Regions from separate parts of the Homo sapiens genome. Here region 2 is linked to region 1. A link is a loop called in an ENCODE intact Hi-C map of the cell type or tissue named here. Cell type or tissue: breast epithelium. All regions are shown on one strand. Each heading gives the region's core, and the rest is flanking DNA. Links, peaks and the distances in the headings are about the cores only.

Region 1 (15,986 bases), core at 5,210-9,209:
ATTGATATACATGAATCAAATTTATTTAACAATTGCCTACGCTCTATATCCTTCTGCAAGTCACGGACAGAGATTAACCCTAGAAGTAAAACGAAGCAGAGAATTTTAAGAATACTTTAGTCTCAACTACATGCATATTTTAGGGAAAGTGAAATATTAATCTAGCATTTCTTCTTAACTATCTCAATTCTCTATTTCATGTTGCTAGGGTATACTTGATCTTGTCAAAATTTTTCCAGCATCTAATAACACATAGAACCTCAAGGGCATTCCAAATGAATCACAGCAATATAAGAAATGAAGGAAAAAGCAAATTAAGTTTGGTCAACAATTTCTTTTGGTTGAATCAGAGGTGTCACAGAAGCAGCCACAGGGATTGAGAGTCCACCCCACCTTGCCCCTTATGGAGCTTGTAAAGACTAACTGGACTGACTCACATAAAGGGGCATTCTTTGCACTAGTCTGTGAGTCTAGGTTATGCCTTCACTTCTCATCAAAAATAGGGGCATTGAGATCATGACTTGCTAATAAGCCTCATGTAACAGATTTTTCACTGTATTGGTGATGGAAGTAAGACTCATTTAATTTAGTGTTTGAGAACTTGCTACCTGCCTTGATGTTCTGACACTTAAAGTTTTACTGTTTTCTATGTTTTGATGTTTAAAGAACTGTATAAATTGAATTATTCTCTCATTTTATCTCAAGCTGTACAATCTGCTGGTTTCTGTAATTTTAAATATCCTCTTTCCTTCAAATATTACCACCAAATCATTGTCTATAACAGATAAAAATTATTCTTTATCTTATTTACTTTTTTCTTTATGCCAAAATTTCTGAAAATTTTTTCTCAACTAGAATTATTTTCTCCATCATATTGTTAATTTCTAAAATATCAGTTTTATTTTATAAATGTTCCTTTTAATTTCTTCCTGTTCTTCTCTCATGGTTATAATATCTTCTCATGTCTGAGAATATTAATGCTAGGGGGTTTTATTTGTTTGCTTGTTTTGTTTTATTTATTTTTTTATTTTTTGCTTTTTTTCCTGCAAAAATAAGGTGACCACTATGGTGTTTTTTCCCCTATGGTTCAGTCCCTTTTCTCATGGTAAAGACATTCCTCCAATTTCCAGTTATCCATGTTGCTAGATCACAGTTGAGAGCGAGAAAAGAAAATCCGTAATCATTTAAATGGGAACTGGCAACTGTGAGTTTTGCTGCAGGATGGCCTGGCCAGATAGAAGAGTTGAGAAAACCTCAATGCCAGAGTCTTTAAGTCTTTCCTCTTGGGTTAGTTGGATTCCAGAGAGAAGACTCCCTGACCTGCAATCTTCAGCAAAAAGGGCCAGCCACCAGAGGAAAAGGACAAGAACCCTGAGGACTGCACTCACTGTGCCTCACTTAGTTCCGTGTTTCAGTGTGAAGCCTCCACACTTAACTGTGCCTGGTGTCTCTGGGGAAAACACCTTCAGTCTCTTTGCTGGGTGACAAAGGGATGGTTTTCTGGCAATAAAAAGTGATGAGAGAAGCTGGGGAAGATTGCTTCTGAGGTACACACACCATGGTGGTGTGTACCTGTGGTCCCAGCTACTACGCAGGCTGAGGTGGGAGGATGGCATTAAGGCCAGGAGTTCAAGGCAGTAGTGAGCTATGAAAGAAAGAAAAAGAAAGGCTTTATGTAGCAACTTTATCTTCTTGCTCTGCAGAAAAGAACTGGACTCATTGCCCAGACACATAATGGTTCCCTTTTGAATGTATTCTAGACCTCCATGGGCAGTCATCTGAAATGGTTCCTGTTTTTCTAACTTTACCTCTCTTTTCCTCTTCATACAGTTTCTTCATAGATTTTAAAAAATCTTTTCTCTTCTCCCAGTGTTCCACTCTTCTATTTTGGGAGCATGCCACGGCTCACTCTGGAATTCTTAAGTTCCCAGTCAGGTCTTGTCCTGTAAATTTCCTCAGTCTTGTGCATTTTCTGCAGATCACTGGCATTCTTTTTTCTGCTGTTTTTGATGCTGGGTTCTGAACAAAAAGAAGCCCAATGTCCATCCCATGGTACGTGTGAATCTGGGTAAACCCGGGGGTAATGGAGGTGAAGTGTTCTACTTAGAACTGCAAAATAATCTTTTTCTTTTGAGGCAGGGTCTTACTCTGGCACCCAGGCTGGAGTGCAGTGGCAGATCTGGGCTCACTGCAGCCTCGACCTCCAGGACTCAAGCAATCCTCACACTTCAGCCTGCTGAGTAGCTGGGATCATAGGCATGTGCCACCACTCCTGGCTAATTTTGTTTATTTTTTGTAGAGACGGAGTCTCCCTATGTTACCCAGGCTGTTCTCAAACTCCTCAGCTCAAGCTCAGACTTCCAAATGATATAGTGACTCTCTTTAAAGTGCTGCGATTACAGGCATCAGCCACCATGCACAGCTCCAAAATAATTTTTAGTGTACAAAAAAAAAAAAAAAATCACAGAACTCCGTAGATTACCTTTCTGAGACAACCCCTCATTTGGTCTACATAAGAATCCTATATTCTTATTGTTAATATAACTTGACTTTATTGTGGTACAAGAACTATTTTTTCATAACCATGTATTACATTGCAAACCGCTCTACCATTAACATGGCTTTAAGGGATATCATGGCCAATTGTGTCTCTGTAATTTTGGGGCTTTTTTCTGTGTTTGCAGAAAGGAGGGACTGGACAGCCCCATCACTCATATGTTTGTGGCAGGATGAAATTTTGAGATATTAACCAGGGTTCCCCAAGCTCCTTTCCTACTCAGTCAGCAGCAGGAATTGCTTCAGAGAGGATGCAGGGTTTTAAACCAAGAACACAAAAGGAAAATAAGCAGTCGGTGCTCAGCTTTTGCATCTCTAAAAATAAAATTTAAATCTCACTGTGGAGATGGAAATCTATAAAGTCAAGGTCATTGATATTCAAGATCCAGTTTCTTTTGAGCAGCAAGAAGCCCAGCCCAAAGGAAGTCAGGCATAAGGTTTGTGCCATAAGCAATGGAATGGAAAGAGAATAGATGAAGAGTCAGGCTGCCGTATCCTAGAGACTGGATAAATGTTGCCTGGGCTAGAAAAAAAGAGTTACCTTGAAGAAAAAGCATCTGTGGAATATGAGCATGCCACCTCAGTTTCTGTCCTCATCAGACCAACATCTAGAGAAGAAAGAGGGTTACTGAGCTTCCTGTCGTTTGGGGGATTTGGGAGGAAAGGTAGGATCCTAAGTACTCAACAAACAGAAAATCACAAGCACTGGCCAATTAGAAGAGATGCCCAATTAATCCAAATGATCATTCTGGTGCATGTTGGTTAAATTACGGACCTGGAGAGGGCATGAATGCCTGGCTCCCATCGGAGAATTCAGTGTGGCAGCACTCTTGGATAGGTGCTGCACAGCATGGTGGCAAAGGAGGAATTAAGCAAAATGAGCCCAGGCGTAAGAAGCCATGAGACACAGCTTTGAGTTTCTCTCAGACTTGCAAGTGATACAGTGACAGCTGAAAGCATGCAGGCCCTAGGGGCCTTGGATGTGGCTGAGAGAGCACCAGTGGACTTGAGGAAGCTTAAACCCATGTTAGGACCTCAGGCAGTGGCAGAAGTCATGGGCATAAGGACCAATTTCCAGAGACTAGGAAGTTAAATAGCAGCTGATGCCAGCAGAAGGCACAGAATAGCCACCGACTACATATACCCAGCACACACAAGTGTGCACACACACTCATCCACATACACACCCATCCACACACTCACACACATCCACACACGTGCCTGCATGAGCCCTCTGTGGAATTTAAATGTTACTCACGGGCAGAAAATAGACAAGGGCAGAACCTTAAAATTGCCTGAGTTTAAAATGAAAATGACTGAGGAATAATTTGACTGGGTTTACTTGGGAACACTTGGTCAAAGCTTCTGATTTTAGAAGGAAATATGAGTTACAATAAAAATTACATTTATTTATAGGAAAGTAAAGTATATGTTACCCCTTGGATGCCTACTCAAGCATGTGGGAGTTGTGTGTGTGTAAAATATATCACATATATTTTTAATATATGTGATATCAGCTGAGGTGCCCTGTCAGTGACATTCTAATTAAATTGGCTCTAATGCTGTCCACTGTGTGTTGAAACCCCATGTCCGCTCTGATCTTTATGGAAAACATAAAACAAGAAGTAAAAACCTGCCCTGCTAGAACAGCTCTGTCCTACATCAGTGATTTTCAAACATTTTGAGTGCTGGAGACATCATTCTGGATGGAACTCTCATATGTTAAAAAAAAAAAAAAGATAAAACCAGGGCCATTCTGGCTGTGCAGAGATGAGGGACAAGAATCAGCTCAGGGCATCTGTCTGGAATATTTTTATGCAACTGAAATGCCCTTACAAAGAAAGGCATTTTGAAAGCTACTGCTCATTGCTATCCTAGGTGAATTCCAGAAAGCGTATTAACATGTCTGGGGGCTATAAATCTTAAAGCCTTAGGTTTGACTCCAAATGGAACAGGAAATCTATGCATAAAATATTTCTAATTATGTCCCTTGAGGTTTTGAGGCTAAGTGTTTGTGATGCTAGATTTAAAGGATAAGTGAAAGCAAGTGACCAAATGTTTTGCTCTGGCATTTGAAGACCATCCTGTCAGCTATCCAAAAAGCAACTTGCTATATTTCATTCATTCATTCATTCATTCATTCACTCAACAAATGTATATCGCGCTTTTATCAAGTACTAGGCACTGTGCTAGCTGCAATGGAAACAGTTTCCGTGCCCCCTATTGACTGTTATAGCTTTACATGAATTCTTTGAACTATAATGTTTCTGCTGCTTTCTGCCTTTTCAGAACAGAACAAATTGAATGTTTGAATGTATTTCTGTTAGTGTGCAAACTCTTGAAGCTCTTGGTGGGTTTAGTCACTTTCAGGAAGATCAATACAGACACTCTAAATATCTAGAGTATGCCCAGGTTTACCATATTCACATAAGGGAGGAGTCTGGGCTAGTATACTGGACCATAAACATCATATCACTGATCAAAAAATGTAGTCAAGCAGAGCTCTTCAAAGGCATTTCTATTTGCTGCCTAACTGGATCATATGCCATTTAAAAAATGCAACCATTCCCCAGACCTAAACTCCCTGGATAAATTGTGAAGAAAAATAGTATCTTTAAAAATACTTAGTGCTTTATTTATTTAGTTTATACACCTAGTTAGATCAATTACTTCTGCTAGGCTTATTATGAAAAACAACAATTCTCTGCCCTCCCCAGCCTGCCCCATATCCAGCTTCTCCAAGACAATCATCCCACTTTCATAGCTTTCAGCATTTTGCCTCCATATCTCTAAATAATATCATTTTCCTTTTTCTTGATTGTTTTAGTTTTAGGCATTATGTAGTCTAAAAGCCCCTCTCTGCTTAACCACCAATGCAGTCTTGCCATCCACAGTAACTTCTGCCCCTTCATAGTTGTATCACAATTCTGTATAGACACATACTCAGTGTTCACATCAGGGGTTCCCAACCCTAAGGCCATGGAACAGTAAAGGTCCGTGACCTGTTAGGAACCAGGTGAGCTGCCAGTAAGGTGAGGTGCCAGTAAGCAACCATGCCCACCTGAGCTCCGCCTCCTACTGCACATGCGAGGAATCTGGGTTTCATGCTCTTATGAGAATCTAATGTCTGATGATCTGAGATGGAAAAATTTCATTCTGAAACCATCCCCCAACCCTGCACACCATCCATGGAAAAATTGTCTTCCATGAAATCAGTCCCTGGTGCCAAAAATATTGGGAACCGCTGGTTTACATGATTAGGCTATGTAAAGCCTATTCACTCCTGAGGTATATAATTGACTATGATTGCTTTTTTCTTCTTAAATACTTTGCCATGTGTATTTTTGCTTAGTTTTCTATGTATTTCTCACCAATTCAACCCTAAATTCTCAGCCATTTGTCCAATCTTCTCTCACTATGTTCAAATGCGTTATGTAATCCATCAATGCCATCTTCCTGGGAACATTTTCCACAGCCTGCTGGCCTCCTGGACTGTTTGGACAGGACTCTCTTTATGTCTGTTGCACCTTGGTGTGAGAACCCTTCACCATCATCAAGGATTCTCTTACCACTCTCTTAAGATGGATTCAATATTCTGGACCCTATATCTCCTGCCATCTTGGTATTTTCCCTTGTTTTTATGGAGCACTTTTTAAAGTAGATTCCTGAGAAACAGTGTATGTCTGAAAATGCCTGAAATGTACCCCCATATTTGATTTCTCAAAGAACTAAAAATAGAATTACCCTTTGATCCAGCAATCCACTACTGGGTGTCTCCCCAAAGGAAAAGAAATCATTTTTATCAAATGCACTTGTATGTTCATCACAGAGCTATTTACAACAGCAAAGTCATGGATTCCACCTAAGTGCCCATCAAGAGATGACGACTGGATTTTAAAAATGTGATATCTATCTATCTATATATCTGTATCTGGAGATAGATATATACATCATGGAACACTACTCAGCCAAAAAATAAAATAAAATTATGTCTTTTGCAGCAACATGGATAGAACTGGACATCATTGTTCTTAGTGAAATGACTCAGAAGCAGAAAGTTCAAAACCTCATGTTCTCACAAGTGGGAGCTAAACAATGGGTACACACAGACATACAGAATGAAATAACAGACACTGGAGACTCCAAAAGGTGGGAGGGTGAAAAGGAGGTGAGGGTTGAAATACTACCTATTGGGTACAATGTACATTATTCGAGTGATGGATATTCTAAAAGCCCAGACTTCACTACCAGGCAATATATCTATGTAACACAACTGCACGTGTCCCCCTAAACCCATATAAATAAGTAAATAATCCTCATATTTAATTAAGGGATAGGCTAGATATACAATTCCACATCAGAAATATAATTTTCCCTGAATAATTGCAAACATTGCTCCAATGCCTTAATGCTGACAAATTTTTTGTTGAGAAGTTCATGACTATCTTCTGTATTTTCTTTCTGAAGGCTTTTGAAAAATTAAAAAATGCACCCCTAACATTCTGAAATTTCACAATGATGAGCCTCAGCACAGGTCTATTTTCATCCTCTGTGCCAGACATTTAGGGTATCTTTCAATCTGGAAGCTCATTTTTATTTCTGAGTCCCAGGTAGCTAATCTTAGCAGTCACTCAATAAATGATGATTGAATCAGACTAAACTGAATAAGAGTTCATATAAAGAAAATTCCCTCCTCCTGGGATGTCCTGCTTCTACAGAATCTTCATAAAGTGACATTCTGCCCATCCACCAAGATCTGACCTATGCCCTCCTAGATTCCTCCAATCTTTCCTTGCAGCACTTAATTGCACCTACCATTTGCTCCTGTGATATCTGTTTAATTGCTTATACGAATTCTACGTAATCTTAGACTGTACACTCCTGGAGGGCAGACACCTAGTCTTACACATCTTTGTGTACTATCTACCACCTCCATACTACTTCCAAGAATCTAACCCAGGGCTTAGCACTATGCAGTTCTTAATAAATGTCTGTTGAATGAATAAATAAATAAGTAAAGTAATACATAAAAGAAATTAGAAAACTAGTGCCTTTCAGAAAAAATCCTGTCACACAAACCTGACAAAAACAAGCAATGAGGAAAGGATTCCCTATTTAATAAATGGTGTTGGGAAAATTGGCTAGCCATATGTGGAAAACTGAAACTGGACCCCTTCCTTACAACTTATACAAAAATTAACTCAAGATGGATTAAAGACTTAAACATAAGACCTAAAACCATAAAAACCCTAGAAGAAATCCTAGGCAATACCATTCAGGACATAGGCATGGGCAAAGACTTCATGACTAAAACATCAAAAGCAATGGCAACAAAAGCCAAAATTGACAAATGGGATCTAATTCAACTAAAGAGCTTCTGCACAGCAAAAGAAACTATCATCAGAGTGAACAGGCAACCTACAGAATGGGAGAAAATTTTTTCAGTCTATCCATTTGACAAAGGGCTAATATCCAGAATCTATAAAGAACTTAAACAGATTTACAAGAAAAAAACAACAACCCCATCAAAAAGTGGGCAAAGGATGTAAACAGACACTTCTCAAAAGAAGACATTTATGCGGCCAACAAACATGAAAAAAGACTCATCATCACTGGTCATTAGAGAAATGCAAATCAAAACCGCAATGAGATACTATCTCACGCCAGTTAGAATGGCGATCATTAAAAAGTCAGGAAACAACAGATGCTGGAGAGGATGTGGAGAAATAGGAACACTTTCACACTGTTGGTGGGAATGTAAATTAGTTCAACCATTGTGGAAGACAGTGTGGTGATTCCTCAAGGATCTAGAACCAGAAATACCATTTGACCCAGCAATCCCATTACTGAGTATATACCCAAAAGATTATAAATCATTCTACTATAAAGACATATGTACATGGATGTTTACTGAAGCACTGTTCACAATAGCAGAGACTTGGAACCAACCCAAATGCCCATCAATGATAGACTGGATAAAGAAAATGTGGCACATATACACCATGGAATACTATGCAGCCATAAAAGAGGATGAGTCCATGTCCTTTTTCACGGACATGGATGAAGCTGGAAACCATCATTCTCAGCAAACTAACCCAGGAATAGAAAACCAAACACCGCATGTTCTCACTCATAAGTGGGAGCTGAACAATGAGAATACATGGACACAAGGAGGGGAACATCACACGCTGGGGCCTGTTGCGGGGTAGGAGGCCAGTGGAGAGATAGCATTAGGATAAATACCTAATGTAGATGACGTGTTGATGGGTGCAGCAAAGCACCATGGCACATGTATACCTAGGTTACAAACCTGCACATTCTGCACAGGTGTCCAGAACTTAAAGTATAATAAAAAAAAAAAAAAAAAAAAAAAAAAGAGGCCGGGCGCGGTGGCTCACGCCTGTAATCCCAGCACTTTGGGAGGCCGAGGCGGGTGGATCATGAGGTCAGGAGATCGAGACCATCCTGGCTAACAAGGTGAAACCCCGTCTCTACTAAAAATACAAAAAATTAGCCGGGCGCGGTGGCGGGCGCCTGTAGTCCCAGCTACTCGGGAGGCTGAGGCAGGAGAATGGCGTGAACCCGGGAAGCGGAGCTTGCAGTGAGCCGAGATTGCGCCACTGCAGTCCGCAGTCCGGCCTGGGCGACAGAGCGAGACTCCGTCTCAAAAAAAAAAAAAAAAAAAACAGAAGAAAGAAAAGAAAAAATCCTGTCACAGAAATTCCGAGTAACCAAGGAATGACTTCAGCTAATGAACAAATATGATCCCTACAGTTAAAAAGAAAAAAAAAATCTGTTTATTTCAGTTAAGGAAGAAGGCATACACTAAAATGGACCTGCAAGGTGTGATGAAAAGTAAATCCTTGAGTCATGTTTCTGAGTCTCAAAACACAGCAGAAACAGCTACTCGAAAATGCCAATTGGATACTTGTTTTTCTGTTAATTTTCACCACTGTGTGTATAATGCATTGAGTTTTGAACTCTTTTGGCATTAACTTAGGCAGAGTTACTAATGTTATTTAAGGAAAGTGTATAAGCAATAAGATTTACAGTTGGTCTACAAAATTATTTTCCAGATTAGCTTTATTTTACCTATGTGTAGTGAAATGTAATATAATGCTTCTAGAGAAGACTGTAAGTATTGTAAACTGAATCTTAAGGCAATAAAATTTCTTTACGAAATCAAGAGTGGACTAATATAAAAAAGAAACATGCAGTCTTCAGTATATCACAATAATGTGTCAATGTAGCTACAGGAAGTGTGTCAGGCATTACCATCGAGCACTGATAGAAGAGATCCAGTGTGGTTTTCCTATTGACCTATTGACTGTGACTGCTGTGCTCCTCTCAGTGGCAATGTTTAGCTCAGTCTGCATGTGATAATTGTTTCCAAAGCATGCATGGAATATGATTCGTTGACTTTTTCAGGTAACTAGACTCAATAAAAAATGTTGATATATTGATCTAATCAGAATAAATGCTTTGGCATCAAGTAAAAATCTTAAATCTTAAAAGTAATTCTTCAATATACCAAACATCCTTAAGACAAAGATAGACAAAGTAGCATATTTGTTACTCCATATTAAAGCTCTAGCCAGATTGGAAGAAAAAAAAAGAGAAAAATCTAGAAAATGATCTACATGCATCCAGACCAAAACAACAACAATACAAGCTGGCCTTGGTTGGTTCTACTGCGCAGAATTTTTGACCTTCAAGACCTGCATAATTTCCTCAAGATTTCTTTCTAACTTATATCCGTAGATAAAAATTTTTTGTTTTGCCTAATTCTCCAAATATATCTTTTTTTTTCCAACTGTCATATAAGACGAGGTCTTAGAGCTATTGTAGCCTATCTATGTGTTGTTCTTAAAACTAGCTCCAAATTAATGAACCCTACTACGTGGTAGCCGTACAATCTATGTTACCTTATTAATCCTGATAACATTCCTTTGAAAGGTGTCATCAGACCCATACTACAGACAAGAAAACTGAAGCCAGAGATATCAAATAACCAGTCCAAGGTCTGAAATTAATGAATTCCTAAGCCTATATTTGAACCTAGGTCCAAAGTCAATTCCCCTTTAAAATGCTACACTGCTACTTTTATGTTTTTATTAACACAAAAGAGGTGCTGGTATTGACTGGCAACCGTCCCAGCCCTATGATTTTATTTTCCAGCAGTTCAGTCATCTCATGACACCCTAATATTTGTAATAAAAATAAACACTTTTGTGGCTGTCTGCTAGAGGCAGTGGTGCAGTCTTCGCCATACACATCAAGGCAATTGTTGAGTGTCTGTCCTATACCTGGCCCTGTGCTGAGTCTAGCGGGAGCTACTCAACACTGGAAGACCCAGTTCCCTTCCTTGGTAAATTAAGCTGAACAGAGATTGTTTCGTTTGAAAATTCCTGTATTTCTCAAGTGTTTCACCAGTGGCAATTGGAATGATTTTAGGCGGCTCATTGATCTCTGAATTAAGTAATACTGAATCTCAAAGAGAGATGTATTCCCTTTTCTACCCTTCCAATAACCATCAAAGATAATGACTCAGTTCGGTGCTAATATGCTTTTAAAACTACTGCTAATCTCTTTTGCCAATAAAATGAAAGCAAGCATTTGGCTCAGAGCCTTTGGCAAGCAACAGAGAATTTATTTTATTGGCATTTCTATTTATGACAATTGATGCTAATTTTCTATTTGTGATAGTGTTAAAATTTTCCTTTCTAAATGAATTTAGCATAAAAAGTGAGTCAATTAAAATAAAGGTATTTTAAAAATAATAACGCAGGCATATGGCAATAATACATATTAAATAACACAAGGATATGGGAAGAAAGTTCACTCTGTAAGATAAACTGAAACACAACCCAAAGGGAGTAGGCAGGGTCTTAGGAAACCTAGCCTGCATCTCCTCTTGGGACTCGGCTCATCCCAGCTCAATTGTAGGGAAAAGCTGTCTCCAGCTTCTGTGAAGAAAGAAAAGTCAAAGATTCTTTTCAATAGAAGAGAAATTGTGCACTAAAAAATCATTCATGTAAGCTTGTTCTCAGTAATTAGATGCTATCATAAATAAGCAGAGTGACCAACAGGTGACTTTTATTTTGGGCAAACTCTAAATGTCTTCTGGAAACAAGAGTTGTTTATACAAGATACAGATAATAAACCTTGGCAACATGGTTCCAATAATTAAAAAGAGTTTCATTTGAAGAGTTCAGACCAGAATAAGCAGGAAATCCATTTGCTACTTAGTTGCAACAGCTAAGGAGGGTCTTAGCTCCTGTTTAACCTTTCTCCTTTGGTGAGCATGTCTACAGCCTTTCTCCTCTCATGAGCATGTCAACAATCCCGAGCTCTGTCCACGCAGGACCTCAGTCCTGCCGTTCCCTCAGCTCCCAACCCTCTCCTTCCTGGCTTTTCGCATAGCTTAACCATTGCCTCCTCACAGAGGCCTCCGTTGAGCAACTTAATTCCATCTTCCCTCCATATTTTTTCTCTTTTGCTGCATACTGTTTTTCTTCGTAGTTTTTACCATAGCTTGGAATTATTTATGTGTTGATTTGTTCTTTTTTTCTGTCTCCTCTTGTATACCTTAAGGTCTCTGATGGCAAATGCTGCATCTATTTAGAGATGATCATATCTCCAGCACCTGGCCCAGGAGGCCTTCAACATGTGTTGCTGAAACAGCAGACAACAAAAAGTTCCCTCTGGGTCCAAAACAGAAAATGAAAGTGAGGAACAGGGCTGGGTATAACATGACAGAATAAACTTCCCCTCATTCTCGGTATTTGTAAGACAATAGGGAATAGAGGGGATATCTAATGACCGAAGGATGACCCGAGCCCCCTAAAGACAGTGGATGGAACTTAGCTCCATCTAATACTTGTGACAAAGAAAGAAGGAGCCAATAGGACCAGACGTTGATTTCTTCAAGAAAAGCTAGACATCTAAATGTTTATGTGAATTCTGCTTATTTTTAATGCTGGAAACTAAATCAAAGTGTTTAAAACTTTGTAGGGGCCAATATTTAGTGAGCTAAACATACATATCTGAGCTTTCACATTGTGACGCATGCTATCATGAAAACCTCTATTCCCTTTGCAGGTTTTCCTAGAGGCAAAATCTCTTACATGTATACAGTTACAGTAATATATAACTACTCCTCAGCGCCCACTCCCACCGTTTGGAAATCTAGATGGTTTAACATTCAACTTGTCCAAGAACACAAGAATATCAAGACTATTATTCTGAATTCTCTGACTAATCCATGTTGGTTTGATAATCTCCCTTTAATATGCCCAACATATTTCATTCATTAATTTACTTAAACAATTGAGTGCCTACCCTGTACCAGGCACTGGCATAAAATTGTAAGTGATGTGGACATATTCTTGGCCTCCTTGGGCTTCTGTCTCATGAGGGATCTAGAGAGGTAGTGATATAGTCTGGCTGTGTCCCCACCCAAATCTCATCTTGAATTGTAGTTCCCATAATCCCCACTTGTTGTGGGAGGGACCAGGTGGAGATAACTGAATCATGGGGGTAGTTCCCCCATCCTGTTCTCATGATAGTGAGTTCTCACGAGATCTGATGGCTTTATAAGGGGCTTTTGCCCCTTTTGCTTGGCATTTCTCCTTCCTACCATTGTGTGAAGAAGTATGTGTTTGCTTCCCCTTCTGCCATGATTGTAAGTTTCCTGAGGCCTTCCAAACCCTGTGGAACTGTGAGTCAGTTAAATCTCTTTCCTTTATAAATTACCCAGTCTCGAGTATGTCTTTATTAGCAGCGTGAGAACAGACTAATGCTGGTAGACAGCAGTTATATTGCTACCACCCAGAGGTTATTAGCATCCTCCCTGATTTCTCCTTCTCCATCATTCCTCACACCAAATCAATCCTCACATCTGACTAATTCTTAGATCTCTCAAAGCTCCCCATTCTTCTTTGCTTCAGACCCATTTCCATTGCTCTAGCCCAAGTCAACATCACTCTTATTTAAACTACCGAAACAACACTTTAAGTCACCTATCTCTCTTTCTACCCTTTGGCCATCTGCCATGGTCTGCCCTCAACACAACAGTCAGCATAATCCTCTTTAAAAAGGAGCTAAATCATGCCATCCTTCTATTCAAAACTCTCCAATAACTTTCCATGTCGCTCGGAATACAGCTCTTAGATTGACTAACGAGGCCCTGGATATGGCTACGTTCCCTCCTCGTCTCCTCCCATGTTCCACCTCACCTATGTTGCTCCAGCCACCCTGGCTGCCTTCTCAAATGTACTAAACTCACTCCTACCTCAGTGCCTTCGCCCTTGCTCTTCTCTCTACCTGGCGTAGTCTTCTTCCCACCTGCACACTTTGCACAAGCAAATCTCTTGGCATTCTTGACTCTCTTTTCTCTTCCAATTTGAATTACATTTTTTGAAGGAGTCTGGATGGTCTCTTATCTTCCTCAACCCAGAATGAACCGTCACTGTCCTCCACTTGGAAGCCACCACACCTAACAAAAGGATGGTGTGGGGACACATACCTGACCAAGGCCACATAGGAAGACAGCTGTCATTTTTCCCTATTAGGGGTTTATGACTCATTTGTGCAGCTTGTAATTGGGTTTTAAAACTTAACTCATTTCATTCTTTTTACATTCCTGATTTTGCTTTGGAAAATTAATGAAGGATGACGTATATTTACATAAAAGGAAATTGTCAGGATAAGTCTTGCTGCTGTCTGACTTCATGGGTTAACAGCTCGCCCAGTCTGTTTTCATATAGAGCAGAGATTGGGAAACTATGGCTCCAGGACCAAATCTGTCCAGTCACCTATTTTTGTATAGCCACAAAGCTAAGAATGGTTGTTACTTTTTAAAATAGTTGAAAAAAAATGAGACTAATAATAATATTTTGTAAGACAGAAAAAGTTAGAAAATTCAAATTTCAATGTTCATAATGAAATTTTATTGGAATGCAGCCACACTCATTTGTTTATATGTTGTCTATGGCTGCTTTTACACTATGCTGGCAGAGTCAAACAGTTGCAAAAGATACCGTATGGCCTGCAAAGTCTAAAATACTTACTATCTGGCTCTTTACAGAAGCTTAGATCTAGAGAAGTCATTACTACACTTTGAGATTTCATGAATCCGTAAAATTTAAGGATGGAGGAGGAGGGTAAACACATAGTTGCCAACTTTCAGGTTTTTGCCAAGGAAAGACACAAACAAATCTTGCCATCTGTCATCACCCACCACAATTTAATAAAAGAAAGAATAGCACAAAAAAAGTAAGAATGGATATAATTTCAGAAGAAAAGGGAATCTTACACAGTTAGAGGCTCAGGCCTTTAGCATTAATTCTAACTACTTTGAGTCCAGGGTCCAGTTTTCTCCATGTGTGGGAAATGGGCCTCATTGTGCAACCCTTTTAATCTTTAAAGTCCTTGATTTAAACTTTTAAGGGATGTCATAAGAATTTTCAGAATTAATTCTTTTTTAGTATTATTAATTACTTCAATAAGCTGATAAGAGTCTAGGTTCCCCAACTTTCGCACATCATCTTTATCCAGCTCACACCCTCAGATCTCACCCTCCTAAAATTGCCCATAACGTGGGAGCGTATGACAGTTTTCGGCATTCAGCATATATTGCTTTTAATTATTGATTACCTTTATTTATGCATTCTAGGCACCAAATTAGTTTTAACGTCCTTGAAGATGGTTTGAAGGTAGAGACTAAATGTGTAAATTTTTCATGTTTTGGTACCTAATGTGATGCCAAGAATAAAGTGAGTGCTTCTATACTGTATACAGTTTGTCCCCAGATCGAGCAATATCCTGGCTCCCAACACTGTCCCTTCTGCTTAATCCATGGAAAATGCTAAGAGTGAGAAGTGAATAAAATCATCAGTTCTTTCTCCTTAACAGAAATAAATGTCTGCTTTCTAGGGCTGGTTAGGGTGCTCCCGTCTTGGCAATACGAACATGACAGAAGGCCTCCTTGTGTTAAGTAGATGACCACCCTTTTTATATCATTCATTTCTCTCATGGTCGTATATTGTAATGTAGATCTCAAACTCAGGAGCATTTTGCATGCCAACCATGTGGCACAAAGTTAGGTAAAGTCCCTGTCAAAATGGGGCACTGGATGAATAAAGCCTGAGATCCTCCAGAAATAACATCAAGAGGAAAATTAATATAGTAGTTGAAATGTATAATTTGCTGACTTAGAAAAAAGTGGGCCATGATGGCTTTTAAAAAAATTAAGTATAGTAATTACAGGATTCAGCTGCTTAAGCTTTAATTCAACAGAGGACCAGAGAGCCCTCAGAACTCCCATGGAGTTTTCTCTCTTTCTCTCTGCTGGAGCTAACCCTGCAGAATAATTAAGAAATAATTTCTGAGTAGCCACACATGTAGGCAATCAGACCCAATATAGGAAA
Region 2 (15,986 bases), core at 4,308-8,307, 66 kb before region 1:
ATAAAGTTTCAGTTATACAAAATGAATAAATTCTGGAGCTCTAACGTACAGTGTGGTGACTACAGTTAACAAATACCATATTGTATACTTTACATTTTTTAAGCAGATAGGTCTTAAATGTTCTCACTGCACCAAAAAAGAGAAAAAAGAAAATAAGAATGGTAACTATGTGGGGTGATAGATATGTTAATTAGCTTGATTGGGATGATTATTTTACAGTGTATATGTATATCAAAACATCAAGTTGTACACTTAAATATATAGTTTTGATTTGTCAATTATACCTTGATAAACCTGAAAAATGTGTGCCAGTTTTATAAGCAAAAAACTAAAGAAACAAACTCAAGAAATAAACCCCATCATTTTTTAGTGCCAGTTTATTATCCCATTGTGTGAATAGACAATTTCTGAAAATAGCTCTAAAGATATCCTTTAAAAGTCCTAGAATTAGAACTTCTGGATGAATAAAATTCATATTTTTAAAACTTTTGGCACATACTGCAAATTGCCGTAAAGAAAAAGAATACCAACTTATACTCTTATTTATGAGTGTCCTTTCCCCACACTTTAACCAATTCATTTTATTATCATTCAAATTATTTTCTAGTTTAGAATTTTAAAAAACTAACATGTATTATTTAAAAATTTTATGTTGGTGTATATGTATTTTTACCTAATGGAGATTACAGTGTATGTATATATGTAAGTAAATATATATTCTACTTTTAAAAATAGTTATTACAAATAATTTCTTGTATTATAAAACTTTCGAATTCATTTTTAGTGACCTAATAACATTCCACTTCACAGATGTGCCATAATTGATTCGTGCATTCTGCAATTAGTTATACTCTCTCATTTTTGCCAAAATTTCTATTTCCTTAGGATATTTTCTCAGAATGGGATTATAGGATCAAAAATTAGGAATCTTTATGAGCTTTTGATACCAGTGAATGTTCTCATTAGTAGAATAAGTCTGTTTCACCACGTTCATTGATTTTGAATATTGGCTTAAAAAGTGAGAAAAATGTTACAAATATATGTATGTATGTAAGAGCAAAGCAGGTATTGCATTAAAAATACTAATGAGGGTTAATTTTGGCCCTCATCTAGATTCATTTGCTATTTCTATTTCTTGTTTTATAAATGAGAATGAGGGACTTGAAACAAGTATTTAGTGAATCCATTCACATTGGGAAAACGTTTCCCAGGTTTCTACATTTGTATTAACTTACACTGTAGCATAGGAGAAATAGCTAGGGCAACAAAAATGGAGTTTATGAAGTATAAAAATTGTAATTATAAATTCTGATAAATTACAGATATGAATGTAAAAACCTTTTACAATTACCTGTCTTTTAGGGCCAGAGGATCTACTACCACAGAACCATTCTAGATGTGAGTTCCTAGTGTGAAAGGACTGGGAGTTAACAGAAGAGCCACAGTGAGGTAGAGTTTGCTGTGTTTATATTTGCATCGAAGTTATTTTAAAATATTATTTTCTCTCTCCTGCACACAATATTTTTGATTCTATAGCATACATAGAATTTATATGTTTGATTCTATAGCATAAGTTCATTTCTCCTCAATCAGCCCTTTTGGCCATTTTGTTAAAGATCAGAGGTGTAGCCACATTAAGGAAAAGCATTCGAATCTGGGTTAGCCCTATCCATGGTGGCAGTTATTACCTGAGTGCCAGTGCCAGGATTGGATAGAGGGGGTATACAGCAGCCTGTCCTGAATGGTGTCTGAACAGGACCATTTCTGGTTCAATGTAGCCCTCCTTGGTTTTAACCTGTATCACATGAGCTTGCCTAAAAGGAACAATATCCCTTAATATTGAAAATTCGCTAACACGGCAATTCTTAAATTATCATGCGCACAACCCTGGAAGTCCTGATATCTTTTCAGGGTGTCTGCAAAGCCGGCATGATTTCGTAATAATCCTCACATGATTTGGCTTTTTCACTTTGTTGATATTTAGATTGATGGTACAAAAGCTATTGGTGGTGCCTTAGTTACACCAAACTGTACTAGAAGTCATTTTATGCTTCACCCTTACATACTCATAATTTTTTAAAAAATTCCAGATGCAATTAAAAATACTCTTGGTGAAGCAGTAAAAATTAAATATAGACCCTTGAATATATGCCTTTTAAGTTGGGTGATGAAATGTGAAGTTTATATAAAGCACTTTACTGCATGCCAAATTATCAGGCTTTTCCTGAAGAAAAATATTTGTGTAATTGTTTGAGTTGCAAACTGAACTGGTTGCTTTTTCATCGAACATCATTTTTACTTGAAAAAGAAAAAGACTTATGGAAAAACTGTGGTTATTCTGACCTGAGTATTTGGCAGAAAAAAAATTCTTGAAAATGAATAAAATGAGCCTGTCACTTCAAGGAAAACAACTGATAGTCTTTGTTGCCAGTGATGAAGTTTGAGCTTTCAAGTGAAATTAAAGTTTCAGAAAACTTGTATCTACTACCATGAGGTTGATGGTTTCTTAATATTTAGAGGTTTTATTATGAAATTAGGAATATTAACTAATGCATTTTAAAAAATTATTGTATGATGAAATGTGTCAATATTTGGAACATTTGCATAACTCAGTGAATCAATGTTGTCCAAATAGCAATGCTTGGGGGTTACAAAATTACGCGTGGGTAAAAACTCTATTCAAAGTTCAAGATAGACCAATAGATTTTAATTTAGGAGAGCCGAAAAAGTTTATTGGTATAGTTTCAGAGTCTACATTGTATCTTTTAAAAAACATCTTGTTGAATCTTGGTGTAGTATCACAGGAGAATATCCACAACTATGTTCCTTCCTTTTTCAGCCATATCTTTGTGAAGCTGCCTTTTCTTCATATACTTCAACCAAAATTTCATATTGCAGCAGGTTGAATGCTGAAGTACATATCAGAATCCAGCATTCTTCTATTAAGCCAGACACTGAAGAGATTTGCAAAAATATAAAACAATGCAATTCTTCTCATTAACATTATGTTTTGGAAATATAATTATTTTTCATAAAAATATGTTAATTATGTTAATATACAGTGGGTTTATTACTGTAATTTTATAATTAATAAGTAGATATTTAATTTTTTCCATTTTTAAATACAGAAAGTTTCAATAGATATAATCCACAAACAAAAACCCTTTGGGGTCCTCAATAATGTTGAGTGTGAGTGGTGTATGATTCCAAAAACTTTAAGAACTGTTATCCTAATAAATTATTCTTGGATAATTTTGCATGTGAATATCATGAGGCTCTCCCAAGCAAGGTAATGTATTCAGCAATAGATTAGGATGACCTCCTGATCTGAATGTAAAATTGGGTATTATGGTCAATAACAGTCACACAAATAATTAATTAAGAGATGTCAAAAAGAAAAACACAGCTTTCAAAAGCCTCTTGAGTATTTCGCTCATGTGTGCCTGACTGTTGGACGTGGTTACTGAGGTGCGCTGGTGAGTGCAGCTCTTGGTCTCCTAGGGGAGCTGTTTGCTTTGCCTTGTCACACACATGCTCTTTTGATCTCAGATACTAGTCTCTGTCTGGCTTCCTTGTGGTTAATACATCTGACATATGGCTTGTTTCTTTGTCTACCTTTTATTGTGTTATTTCATCAGGCTACTTTGAAATCAGTATAAGCAATAATCGGCAGACTACAATTCGGTTTTAAGTGCATTTTCTTATCAAGATACATAGAGTTATATGGCATTCTTATGATCCAGTGCTTCAACTGATGGCATATAATGTGGCGTTAAATAAATCTATACAGCCTGACATAGTTAAGTGTACTATTAGCTGACATTGAACATAAAAACAGAAGAGTGAAAAAGGTGTATGAGGTCTTCTTAGATAACTAAGCAGCCGAATGAAAATACAGAAAGATATTTCACTGCTGCTATTCTAATGTCGCTACTTCACTTTTTCTAAGCTTTGGATTTCTCTCCTCATTTCCTCTTTCCATAGGATTCTGTTCTCAGCTAGTGTTTGATACCACCTAAGGGTTCTGTCAGTTTAGTGCTCACACAGTTTATCATGCATCTTCACCACTTATTAGCTATGCGACCTTGATCAGGTGAATTCTGCTGTTTGTGCTACTACTGTATTTCCCTCTCTGTAAAGTGGGGGATAATAATAAGTGTATCTACAACACTGAATGAAGAATAAGTGAAACCATCCATGTACTGGGCTCAGCATCTTGACTACCACCCCCAGTGGATCCTCCCTGGGCATCAGCTATTATTCTTCTCTGCTTTTATTCATTGGCACTTTCATCTGATTTGCACAAAGAACTATATTAATTAATTAAACAAATACATATTTAATGGCTATTGCATACCAGGCATTGTGCTAGGATGAGGGATACAACGATGAATAAAAACAGTGCCCATGAGAGCAGAGGGCATGTCCACATAGTATTTAATACATTATGCTATTTCTGGCCTCTATCACAGTGTCTGACAGAGAGTGGGTGTTTCATCCAAATAAGCAAATAATCAACCCTATGAGGTAAATGAAATTATTATTCCCATTTTACAGATGAAGAAACTGAGACTTAGAAAGGAAGAGTAATCCATCCAGTGACACCCAGGTAGCTAGTCACAAAATCCCTCCCTAGGGATGGAGGAAGAAAATGCTAACACTGCCAATTCATGCTGCTTGAGAAGGGTTAATCTGGCTTCCCAATTTCTAATTTCCAAAGCACATCATGGACCTGCAGATAAACTAAATGCTCAACAACACTGTCCATAAGTACTCATTGATGTTCACCTTGTGTACAAGACACGGTGCTAATCTTTGGGATACTGCAGTTAACCTGAGAGACATTAGAGGAGCTTACATTCCGTTCGGGGAGACAGCTATAAACAACTGGTTATGTGTGTGGTTGCCTTGTGATAAACACTATGTAGACACATATACGAGAGGTTCTGACTTAGGCTGCTATTATGATGATCAGAAAGGCTTCCCTGAGGAAAGAATTTATAAACTAAGCTCTGAAGGGTGAATAGGAAAGAAGTAACTAGAAAAGAAATGGAGGAAAGCATTTCTAGCAGAATACCATGTTCAAGAACTTGGAACATTAGCATACCGGAGGAAGGCTAGTGTGCTAGTGTGCTAATGTGCTATACCCTGAGACTGAGTGGGGCAGGGAGATGACATGGAGCTATGGAAACAGGTTAGGGACAAATTGCCCAGGGCTTCAGACCCATGCTAAGCATTTTGATTTTGTTTTGTTTTGTTTTTGAGGTGGAGTCTCTCTCTGTCGCCAGGCTGGAGTGCAATGGCACAATTTCGGCTCCCTGCAACCTTCACCTCCCAGGTTCAAGCAATTCTCTGCCTCAGCCTCCCGAGTAGCTGGGACTACAGGCGCAGGCCACCACGCCCAGCTAATTTTTTTGTATTTTTAGTAGAGATGAGGTTTCACCATGTTGGCCAGGATGGTCTTGATCTCCTGACCTCGTGATCTGCCTGCCTTGGCCTTCCAAAGTGCTGGGATTTCAGGTGTGCATTTTGGTTTTATCCTAAGTACTCTTCAGTGAGTTTTCAAGAAGAGAGTGATGTGACAAGATATGCAATTTAGAAACATCACAGTATGAATGGAGACCAGGGGCACTCTGTTGCAATAGCAATGTGAAAGAAGATGGCAGTGTGGACCAGGATGGTAGCACTGGAGAAGAGTAAGTGGGCAGGCTTGAGAGATACTCAAGATGTTGAGTTCATAGACTTGTGACTTAGATCAGGGAGATGAGTAGGAGGCCGACCTGAGTTTTATGGGGTCTGAAGCTCATGGAACTGGAGAGCTCTTTCAGAAATGGATACTGGATATGGGAAGGTCCCAGGATGACTGTCCAGGTCCTAGGCATTTTATACAGGCACAATGAGGTATGTACAGAGAAGAGGAGGTATCTCTTCTCTGCACCTCTTTTTATTAAGAAGCCACACTTTTCTCAGAATCCTCCCCAGCATTCCTTTCATGCGTAGGAAATTGGGTAGAAAATTAGATAATTCCTTCCAGTTCTGAGACTCAGTGATTGTGGTGGGAACAAAACATTTTAGGAAGCACAATTCTCATCAGCAAGCTGAGAAGACAATCCACATCTGTACTCTAGTGACAAGATATAATTATTGTTCAATAAGATACTTTTGATATAATTATGCTGGGACAACAGGGATAAACGAAAGCTGTCCTTGACAAATTGGAACAATGACCACTCTATCTCTTATGGACATACGTGACTGGGTGAGTTCCCTCTCTTCTTCCCACCTCTGAGCTGTCTTCCCTGCCCTTGTATCCCTGCTGCTGGGCTATGACTCATCTTCCTCACTGACCACAGTTGGCACCTCTTTTCCGTCAGCTGACTGGCACTGCAGCATTTTCCACTGGGGCAAGGAGAAGGCATGAGCTGTAAGCTCTCAGAAATAATCAGGAGCATGGGGATTGTTAGCCTTGCTTCTGATGGAACCCAGACTCAGGCTGGGAAATTATTGACAGGATGTAGTTGGCTAGGAGATAGTGTCTTTCCAAGTGAGCCGAGAGAACACTGGTCCCTGAATATGCTCCAGGAGAAAGGGATTCTGTCTGGACAAATGCTGAAAAATGCACCCCTAAAGAGTCTTAGTACACGCTAGTATATATAAAAGGCTATTGAGAAGTCCTACAGTGAAAAAATGCAAAAAACTCAGGTTTTGTCCACAACTGTGCAAGACTTGGGCATCCTTTTTAAACATACACACCCCACACCACTGATAAATATCCCAAAGAATAGACTTGGAGAAACTTTTTAAAAAGAAGACACATTAACATCAAGCCAGGAAGGCCAAGAAATGGGGAGACAAATAGAATGGCCCAACATACTAGAATACTCCTAGAGTCAATGTGCTGGTTATTAACATATCTTAGCATCCCTGGGGATGAGCCACACATGAGTTCATGGGATTGATTCTTCATCCAAATGTTGCTTGAGTTATTGGATTGGTCTGTTGCCTCCTAAGAACGTTGGTTCCTTTCAAAATAGGTCAAGGAGTGATGATTGACAAGGACAACTTCTCTCACCCTTAAATTTGTTGGGGTTTCCAAAATTTGAAGAAGCGGTATAAACTCTCTAGGTGTTCCTGGAAGCATGAGATTGCTTATTAAGGCATCAGTTTGCAAAATTTGGAAGTAAAGCTAAAAAGTGAAACAGAGTGAAGGAGCAAAAAGATAGGGTTGGATAAACCAGTTTTAAAATTGCGGCTTAACTGTACAACCTTTGGCAAATGATTTAACCTTTCTGAATCTCAGTTTCCATATATGTAAAAATACTTCACTTGTAGGATAATGCAAGCATTAGAAATAACATGTCTTATTCATGAATTATCATTGTGAAAATATAGAAAGTGTATGCTTAATGCAAAGAAAATGTTCAGTTAACAAAAGCTTTCCTATTATTTCAAATAACAGAAAAGAATCTGCAGTAGATTCCTATGGTTCAGGAAGGCATACTCTGTTCATGGAGCAGAAGGAGCAGAGTGGATGATTCAAACTGTCATGTATATTAATGCTATTGCCTTGCAAATTACAAGGCAGTTAGGAAAACATTTATCTTCCTTCTCATGAGGTTAAAATTGTTTTTAAGAATAAATATTTATTCCGTGCTATAAATATCTTCTAAAGTGTCATGTCACCTTTTTTGTCTTGCTAATATAAGGCATAGCTTGGATGCTGGAATTACTGCCAGGTTAAAATCTCAGCTCTACTCCTTGCTATCTGCATGACCTTAAGCAAGTAAACAAAACATGTTACCCCTCAGTGTCTCACTTTCCCATCCTCAAAATAAGGACAATAATATTATTTATCTCAGATTCGTTTTTACGATTCTTGTGAGAATTTAATTAAACAATGCACTGTGCTGTGAATATAGTTAAGAAAGAATCTGTTTTGTATTGTTATTATTGGCATCTCAATGCTTTAGAAATTTTTTTTTGTTTGAAAATTGTTACTCCAATTTCTTTCTGGATGCTAGGAGAAATCCTTACCAATTGGATGTGAGACAAAATTAAACAATGATTTTCTTTATTCAATATCTTCTTTTCCCTCACTTGTTGCCTCTGGCTTTCCTTAGTCCTGGGGAACTGCCTTTTGAGCCTCAACTGTCACTTCAAGGATTCCTCGTTGCAGTTCAGTCTACACTGGTGATGATTAACCCATTTCCAATGTGGCATTAGGAAAGGAAGGTTCACATTGGAATGACAATTCACGAGGCCACATAATCTTAGCCAGAGATATTTAACAGTATTTTCATCTTCTTCATCGACTCTTACATTTTCTCCTTTATTGGATTTGCAGATAAGAGCTACAAATTCAAATCTGTTTGGTTCTAAAGTCCGTTTTGTTTTCATGACACCACAATAAAAACAACAATCTCACAAATAATGAAAACTAACATTTGCTGAATATTTACTTTCTACAGAAACCATACTTTGCCAGGCATGGTGGCTCACGCCTATAATTCCAGCACTTTGTGAGGCCGAGGCGAGCAGATCACTTGAGGCCAGGAGTTTGAGACCAGCCTGGCCAACATGGCAAAACCCTGTCTCAACTGAAAATACAAAAATTAGCTGGGCATGGAGGTGGGCACCTGTAATCCCAGCTACTCAGGAGACTGAGACAGGAGAATCAGTTGAACCCAGGAAACAGAGGTTGCAGTGAGCCGAGATCATACCACTGCACTCCAGCCTGGGCAACAGAGCAAAACTCCATCTCAAAAACAAAAACAAAAACAAAACAAAACAAAACAAAAACAACTAAATTACTTCTCTGCATTATCTTATTTAATCCTAACAGCAAATGCATAAGAGGTAGACTTCATTGTTGTATATGAGTAAATAAGGCCCAGAAAGGTGAGGTAACCCGCTCAATGGCACATAGTTAGAAGGTGGTAGAGCCTGGATTCAGATTCATTTGTGGCTGACTCAAGAGTGCACACCTCTAGCCTTTAAGTTGTTAATATATTTTCAGACATTTTTGGCCCTTTAATGATTAGAATAGTATCATTTACAGCAACTGATTGAGAAAAGCTAAGGCTTGTGGCTTTTTGGTTTCTGTAAGTAAAAATAACAACAGCAGGTTCACGGCCATTCATTCATGTCCCAAAAGCTTATTAAGTGCTAGTAAAGAATGACCAGAGCCAAGGGCCTAGATGCTCAGATAAACAAGATGGGTTTGATCCACCTCTGAGACACCTGATGGGATGGATAGGACCTCATAAGTGGGCTTTCTTCCTTCTAATTCTCTCTGGCAAGAGAATTTGAAACAGCCCATAAATTTCTTTATTATTACAAATCTCTCTTAACATTTTGGGCTCAAAATTTATACTATTCAGTAAGCATTTTCTTATCCAAAACAGACTGGCATTAGGCACCCTACCATGGAACACTCAAATGATACTCTTTTCTATGAATGTGACTATGAACTGGAAATTATGCATGATATGTGGGGAGCACTGGACCCTCCCCAAGAATGAGTTTTGAGCTGAGCCCTGGTGGTGCCTGGAATAGGAGAAGTGATGATGCAAGAAGTGTTGTAAAATATGTAAGACAGAACTAAGGCCAAAGGGTACTCTCCTCTCACTGAGACATCATCGAGGTTTATAAATCACCTGTCACTGGGGCCACTAGGGACAGGGATACAGGAAATGAAGGGATCAATCATGACAACCCTGCAGGAAGAAATTCGAGGATGTTTTCCTCTATCCTCTTCTAAGAACAAGAATTCCTTTCAAGATTGGGGGTCCCTGTTCAGATACATATTTAATGAAGATACTCTCAATATGGGGGTGTATAGAGATGGGGTGCATATGGATGTGGAGGAGAGAGAAAGTGCTTTATGGCATTCCAGCCAAATTGACTGAAAGTGGCACACATGGTAGAGAGAACCGGTATAGAAACCAGGAAAGTGGTCTCTGCCTCCCTGGCACATGCCATGAGAATGATGGGCGCATAATGACTTCAGTCACCTCCTTTTACTGGTACATTAATGATAGAGTAATGCTTATAAAATATGTACATATAGCAACAACATACAGGCTTAGTTAGACTGTTCTCTCTCAGGATGGCTCTGCTTCGTGCTATGAGTTGGCTGGGCTTGGTTCCAGAATGTGGTTTTGATTTACATCTGGTTCATATACATCTGTTCTGGAAACCAGGCTTAAGGGGCAGTAGCTCCTGGGGCACACTCTCCTCACAGCGCTGGGTCACTGAAAAGCAAGGGCCAAGCCAAACTGTGCAAGCACATTTGAGGCCTCTGCTTGCATCACATTCATTAATATTCCATTGGCCAAAGTAGATTGCATGGTCAACATCAGTGGTCCAAGAAAGTATACTCTGTCCACAGGGGCAGAGGGAACAGAGTGGATAATTCAAACAATCATTTATATGAATGTTATAGCTTTGCAAATTACAAGGCAGTTGGAAGGCATTTCTCTTCCTCCTCATGAGTTTAAACTTGTATTTAAGAATTAATCTGTATCCTTTGTACACGTGCATGTATTTGTGTTTGTACTCACAGCATGTACATGGTTAATCCAATAGTTACCAGATGGACATTCAAAAGAAAGTAGAGACCATCTATGGAAATTGTTTTATGTACAACACAAACACACACAAACTATTTCTGTATATATATATACATATATATACACACACACATATGAAATTCAGCCTTTAAAAGGAGCTCTTGCCACTTGCAATAAATGAATGAACCTAGAGTATATTATGCTAAGAGAAATAAGCCAGACACAGAAAGAAAAATGCTGCATAATGTCACTTATATGTGGAATTTTTAAAAAGTCAAATAGATGGAAATGTAGAGTAGAATGGTTTTTGCAGTGGGGTGGGAGAGGTGGGGGGAAATGGGGAGATATAGGTCAAATAGTATAATGTTGTAGTTATGTAGGATAAAAGTCTAGAGATGTGATGTACAGCATGAGGACTATAGTTAATAAAAATGTATTACATACTGGAAATTTGCTTAAAGAGTTTTCTTAGCATTTAGGTGCTTTTACCACAAAAGAAAAAAGGTAACTGAGAGAATGGATATGTTAATTTGCTTGACTGTAATCATCTTTTCACTATGTATTTATATATCACAATATCACATTGTACACCTTAAATATGTACAATCAATCAATTAATCGATTAATCAATGAAATGAAAATAGAGATATATCTTCAACTAATCCTGATGGAAAGAAGTCCTTCTGGAATTTCTGAAAGATCATTCTAGTTTTACTGAATGATTATGACTTAGGAGAAATGAATGGATTCTGGGGAAAAACCAGTTCCCAAGGGGAGAAAGGTCAGATTCTGAGATGGTGGGTCGAAATTCCAGGAATGGAAGTTTGAAGCAAGAGAGAGAAGTGGGCCTGAAGTTCAGAAATCAAAGTTGGGAATTGGGGCCTGGCACAGTAGCTGATGCCTGTAATCCCAGCACTTTGGGAGGCTGGGGCAGGTGGATCACCTGAGCCCAAAAGTTTGAGACCAGCCTGGGCAACATGACGAAACCTGTCCCTACAAAAAACACAAAAATTAGCTGGGTGTGGCGGTGCACACCTGTAGTCCCAGCTACAAGGGAGGCTGAGGTGGGAAGATCGTTTGAGCCTGGGATGTGGAGGCTGCAGTGAGCCATGATCATGCCATTGCACTGTAGTCCGGGCAAAAGAGTGAGACTCTAGCAAAAGAAAAAAAAAAAGTTGGAACTTTGAGGGTTCTAATGAGAGAACCTCTGGGAAGGATTTCACACTTAGCTGCTTTACTCTAGCCTGTAAACTAAGTCCTATTTGGTGAAATGTTGGGAATCATTTCTCTTACATGTAGTAAGTCTGTTTAGTTTAGTTTAGATAGTTTGTTCATTTCTCAACATTTCAGTTAAGGCTCAGTCATACAGCTTTGCATGTTGTCAAGAAAGTGAAGGATGGGCTAGAGAGGAAAATAAAACATACCTTGTTCAGGTAGATTCTTAAATTGACTCCAAGAAAGCCCAATTTCCTAAAAAGGAATTAACTCCTTAATGTAAACTGTCAGCTTTTCTTTTGTATAGTCCATTTGGGAAACACAATAAAAGAGGGAGATCTTGTTTGTGGTGGAAACATGAGCTTTTTTTCTTTTGACTTAGTGAGAAACAATTTATTTTTCTGATTTATAAGCATATTTTACATATTCTGGTCAATACATCAAATGTATAATGTGGAAGTTCCCTTAAGAATACCAAGACCACACATGTTAAACTCAGCTACATGTTGTATTAGGCTATTAGACAAATGTCACTTTTAATATCACAACACATACATGTACTTTTTTTCATTGACAGAGGAACATGCCTTTCAAAAATATTTTATTGGGTGAAACTTTCTTATTCTCAGGAAAACTTTTGGTTCTTTAATATAATTTATTATGCTCTTTAAAATTCTGTTTGATAAAAGCATTGGTATATTATAAATACCTGTAAAGAAAATATAGTTTAAAATTTCAAGGGAAATAGTATATAAGTTTTCTCTTTGACATTTTCACAAAAATCCACACAGGCACTAAGAAAGACTGACAAAACTGTTTTATATCTGAATATTATACTCCAGGTTGGAAACATTCAATATGATTTTATTTAAATATTAAAGCTTCTTGAGAGTGAACCTTTGGCTACAACCCAATGAGTTGGCTGGGGTTTTAACCCAGAAAATATTTTGTTAGGAAGAATCAAAAGAAAGATTTATACATCTAGCACTAGATTGGGAATGGAAAAGTAATGAGTTTTCATTCTAACTCTTTATTGGCCTTTCCGGGCCAATCTAAGAATTCTCTGGTCCTTTTTAGTTTTAATACTTTTTGATATGCTCCAATATTGGAAATTCTATCTAACACTTCATATCAAACAATATATGAAACTTCCAAGGACAGAGTGATTCCGCAAGTCTTTTAGGAGAACATTCTCTAAGCATTACGGGCATTGCTCTGCAAACACCCTCTACACAAATTCAAATGGTAGAAGAGCAGGTGAAAATTTGTGTTACCAACCATACTTCAAGCCAAAGCAAATGACAGACTCTAGTGTTCTTTTCATGAACCAGTTCAATGCCATGAATTACCTTATGAAGTTCAAACTTCATGGAAAAATTGCAAACAGCAAACTCAGTGGGAGAAAGCCAGCATTGTAGGTGACTGGAGACTTTGTAAGCATATTGAGAGAAGGAAGCCAGAAGGTTAGTAATAAATGAATTAGTATTAGTGATCATCCAGGTGAGGTGAGATTACATAAGCAAACTCATAATTATTATTGTACAGATCCTGCCTAACAGAAGATGCGGGTAGTTTGTTTTTCCTAATGCATTTACACTTTGTACACATTCGCTTAGTGTAGGAGTGGGCAAAATCAAATGCCTATTGGATACTGCCCAGCAAGGAATCAAGTGCCTGCTCTAGGTAACATGGAGCAGGGTGCCATGGGGACTGAGAGTCATCTAATCAGGCAGCTGCTACTCAGCTCCAGCTAACTGTTGCCATGAGCAAAGATGGGTCCGAGAATGAGGTTTTATGTGAAACATCATATTTTCAATAACCACTCATATTTTAAAAACATTCTGCATACCAAACAAAATCTACCTGAGGGACAATTAAGGTCCATGGCCTGCCAGTTTCTGCTTCTGATTTGAAGCTTAGGAGCAATTTGGTGAGAATTTGGACACTATCAGTGATAGGATTGGAGAAGAACTTTTAGTATCAAGGAATAAACATTCAGTTTCAAATACTTAGAACACGCTGTTCTAATGAACACAGTTGGAAAAAAACAAAAACAAAACTTCTCTTGGTTTCTCCCTATTATGAGTATTTTTCTATTATTACATTAGGTCTCCATGTGATAAGTGGTTTCCTGTTACTGCTGAAAAAAATTGTGACTAGGAATTTGCCAAGTCCCAAGTGTAAGTTTTTTTTTTTCTGGGAAAGTGGTATATATCATTTCTCCCAACATTTATTTTGTGGCTGAGAAAGGAGACAGGTATAGAAAACTTTCAGAAGGAGAAACAGAGGAAAGACCAGGCATGCAGCACGAGTCATAACCACCTCTGGATCCACGGACGCCTCTGGCACCACAGACACAGTGCACCAGGCAAAGAATGTTCGAAAATTGCTCAAACCAGAGCATTCAGATTTCAAGATCTGTTTCTAGATCTAAATAATCCAGCTTTTGACCAACATGACCAGATTTTGACTACAGGAATGAGTGGCACTTTGGAATAGAAAGATCTAGGGAATGAGTCTTACAGTGAACTCCTTCATTAGGCCTACCAAATACTTTCTTGGCATCAAAATTTGAAGAACCACATGGACAAGACAGGGAACAAGCTACAGAAACAGTTTCTGACTCCTTCTCATTCTTTGCAGATTATGTTTTCAAATTAATTGATATCCCAGGTTTTGCCTTTTCTTTTGAGAATTGAAATGGGCTCTAATGCAGTGTTCTAATGTAGTGTAAGAGCTTTTTGTCAACTGTGACTCCAGAAAGAACAAAACACTTCACTTGTGCAGACAGGAAAGATGTGTTTTGAAATACCTATGATCAATTCTGGAAGTTGAACTTCCTGCTTGAGCTCATCCCCTTCACATGTACAGTTTAGGGAGAAAAAGAAAAGGTGCCACAAAGGATATTATAAGCATAAGAATTCATGACAAAACAACCACTTCAGACACAGGCAAAATCGCAGGGTAAGGAAGAAGCATGAATATTTCCAACTTGGGACCACACACTTATTTTAATTTTCCTCATTCAGAATGTCCACCAGAGCTTGAAGCAGCCGGTCGTCTCTGTGCTTGTAAGGTTTAGTGTTATAAAAAACATCAACATAGTCATTATACAGACTGTCTTCAGAGTCTTTAAGCTGGGAAGGTTTGTTCAGCTTTTCCAGGGCTTCGTAGAAGTTTTCATAAGGGATGTTGAGCTTTGCACTTGGGGACTTCTTTGGTGATTGCTTTGGCGGTGAGTTTTTACTGAAAGCACTTTGCAGGAGTCGCAGCATGGCCTGGGAAGGGGCTCCCTCCTCCAACTCATCCCTCCGGCCCCCTACGCTGCTGCTGCTGGGGCTTTTGGACACCAGGGTGTTCTCCTTAGGGTTCTCTTGTGTGGGCTGCTCCTAAAACATAGAATGCCATCCACAAAGGGAAGAAGGTTCATTATTTATGGCCAGGCAAGCTAGTTGCAACCCTACCACAGGAACGCTGCCTGCCGCTTGAGAGGCAATGAGGGGAGGGGAGAGAGTTCAAGACTGGGAGCCACATGGACTTGGGCTTCAACCCTCATTTGCCTACCCTCTGGGGTACCTTTAACAACCTTTTTAATCTCCCTCAACTTCACCTGTCAGGTGGAATAAGAGTACCTCCATTTGTGGTGGTTTTGAAGACTAGATGAGACTGTATAGGTAAGTACTCAGTACATGGTGGTTTTCTTTACTTGTCAGCCTGCTGTCATGGAATCCATTTTGGGAAGCAGAGGATATCAAAATATCTAACAAGTCATATAGAAGGCACCCACTGGTTGCGGTAGCATGGGTGTGCCTTCCTGGAGGCACTGGCTTTCAGAACTACCCTTTTAGCCACTGAGCTGTAAGAAGTGGTCAGGGGAGAGACTGAGGTGCTAGGCTGGGGAGGAGGGAGCTGGAGAGCTCAGAGAAGCCAACCTTGGCCAACTGCTGTGGAAGTGTTTCAATATTCCAACACTGACAAGGTTAACCTGCTTCCCAGACTGTGAAGAAAAGTACTCAGGACTCAGGTCCTGGAGGGAAGCTGCTTTGAAGAATATAAATGGAACTAGAATTCAAGCTGAGGCCTTCACAGTTCATGTGTAAGTTTCTTGAATATGTACTTTGCCTCTGTATCTTCCAAAACACCCAGCTCAGAGCTGGACCTATTCAGAGCAGGGCGTTCTGAAAATTCTGAAAACCTACC

The links. A loop is a pair of places that touch in the nucleus more often than their neighbours do. Peaks named below come from ENCODE experiments on the same cell type or tissue, not always from the same donor. Only the 100,000 strongest peaks of a DNase experiment are listed, where the experiment ranks them.
Region 2: it touches region 1 in a loop (22-fold over the local background); 1 of 110 quality-filtered maps calls a loop at or near these places.

The regions. Positions count from the first base shown.
Region 1 is chr5:96,443,735-96,459,720 of GRCh38, forward strand. The region is part of intron 4 of LOC101929710 (a long non-coding RNA gene); the gene reads left to right. It also overlaps a transcript of CAST not described here and the pseudogene LOC102724070. Among named protein-coding and RNA genes, the nearest start is that of PCSK1, 18 kb to the left of the region's middle. In breast epithelium, for the core only: no CTCF peak of the experiment used is centred there; no DNase peak of the experiment used is centred there.
Region 2 is chr5:96,378,204-96,394,189 of GRCh38, forward strand. LOC101929710 (a long non-coding RNA gene) reads left to right here. Exons shown (of 5, transcript NR_130776.1): 4 at 1,363-1,449. PCSK1 (proprotein convertase subtilisin/kexin type 1) reads right to left here. Exons shown (of 14, transcript NM_000439.5): 14 at 12,130-15,175. The coding sequence ends at 14,798. It also overlaps a transcript of CAST not described here. Among named protein-coding and RNA genes, the nearest start is that of PCSK1, 47 kb to the right of the region's middle. In breast epithelium, for the core only: no CTCF peak of the experiment used is centred there; a DNase peak (open chromatin) is centred at 6,338.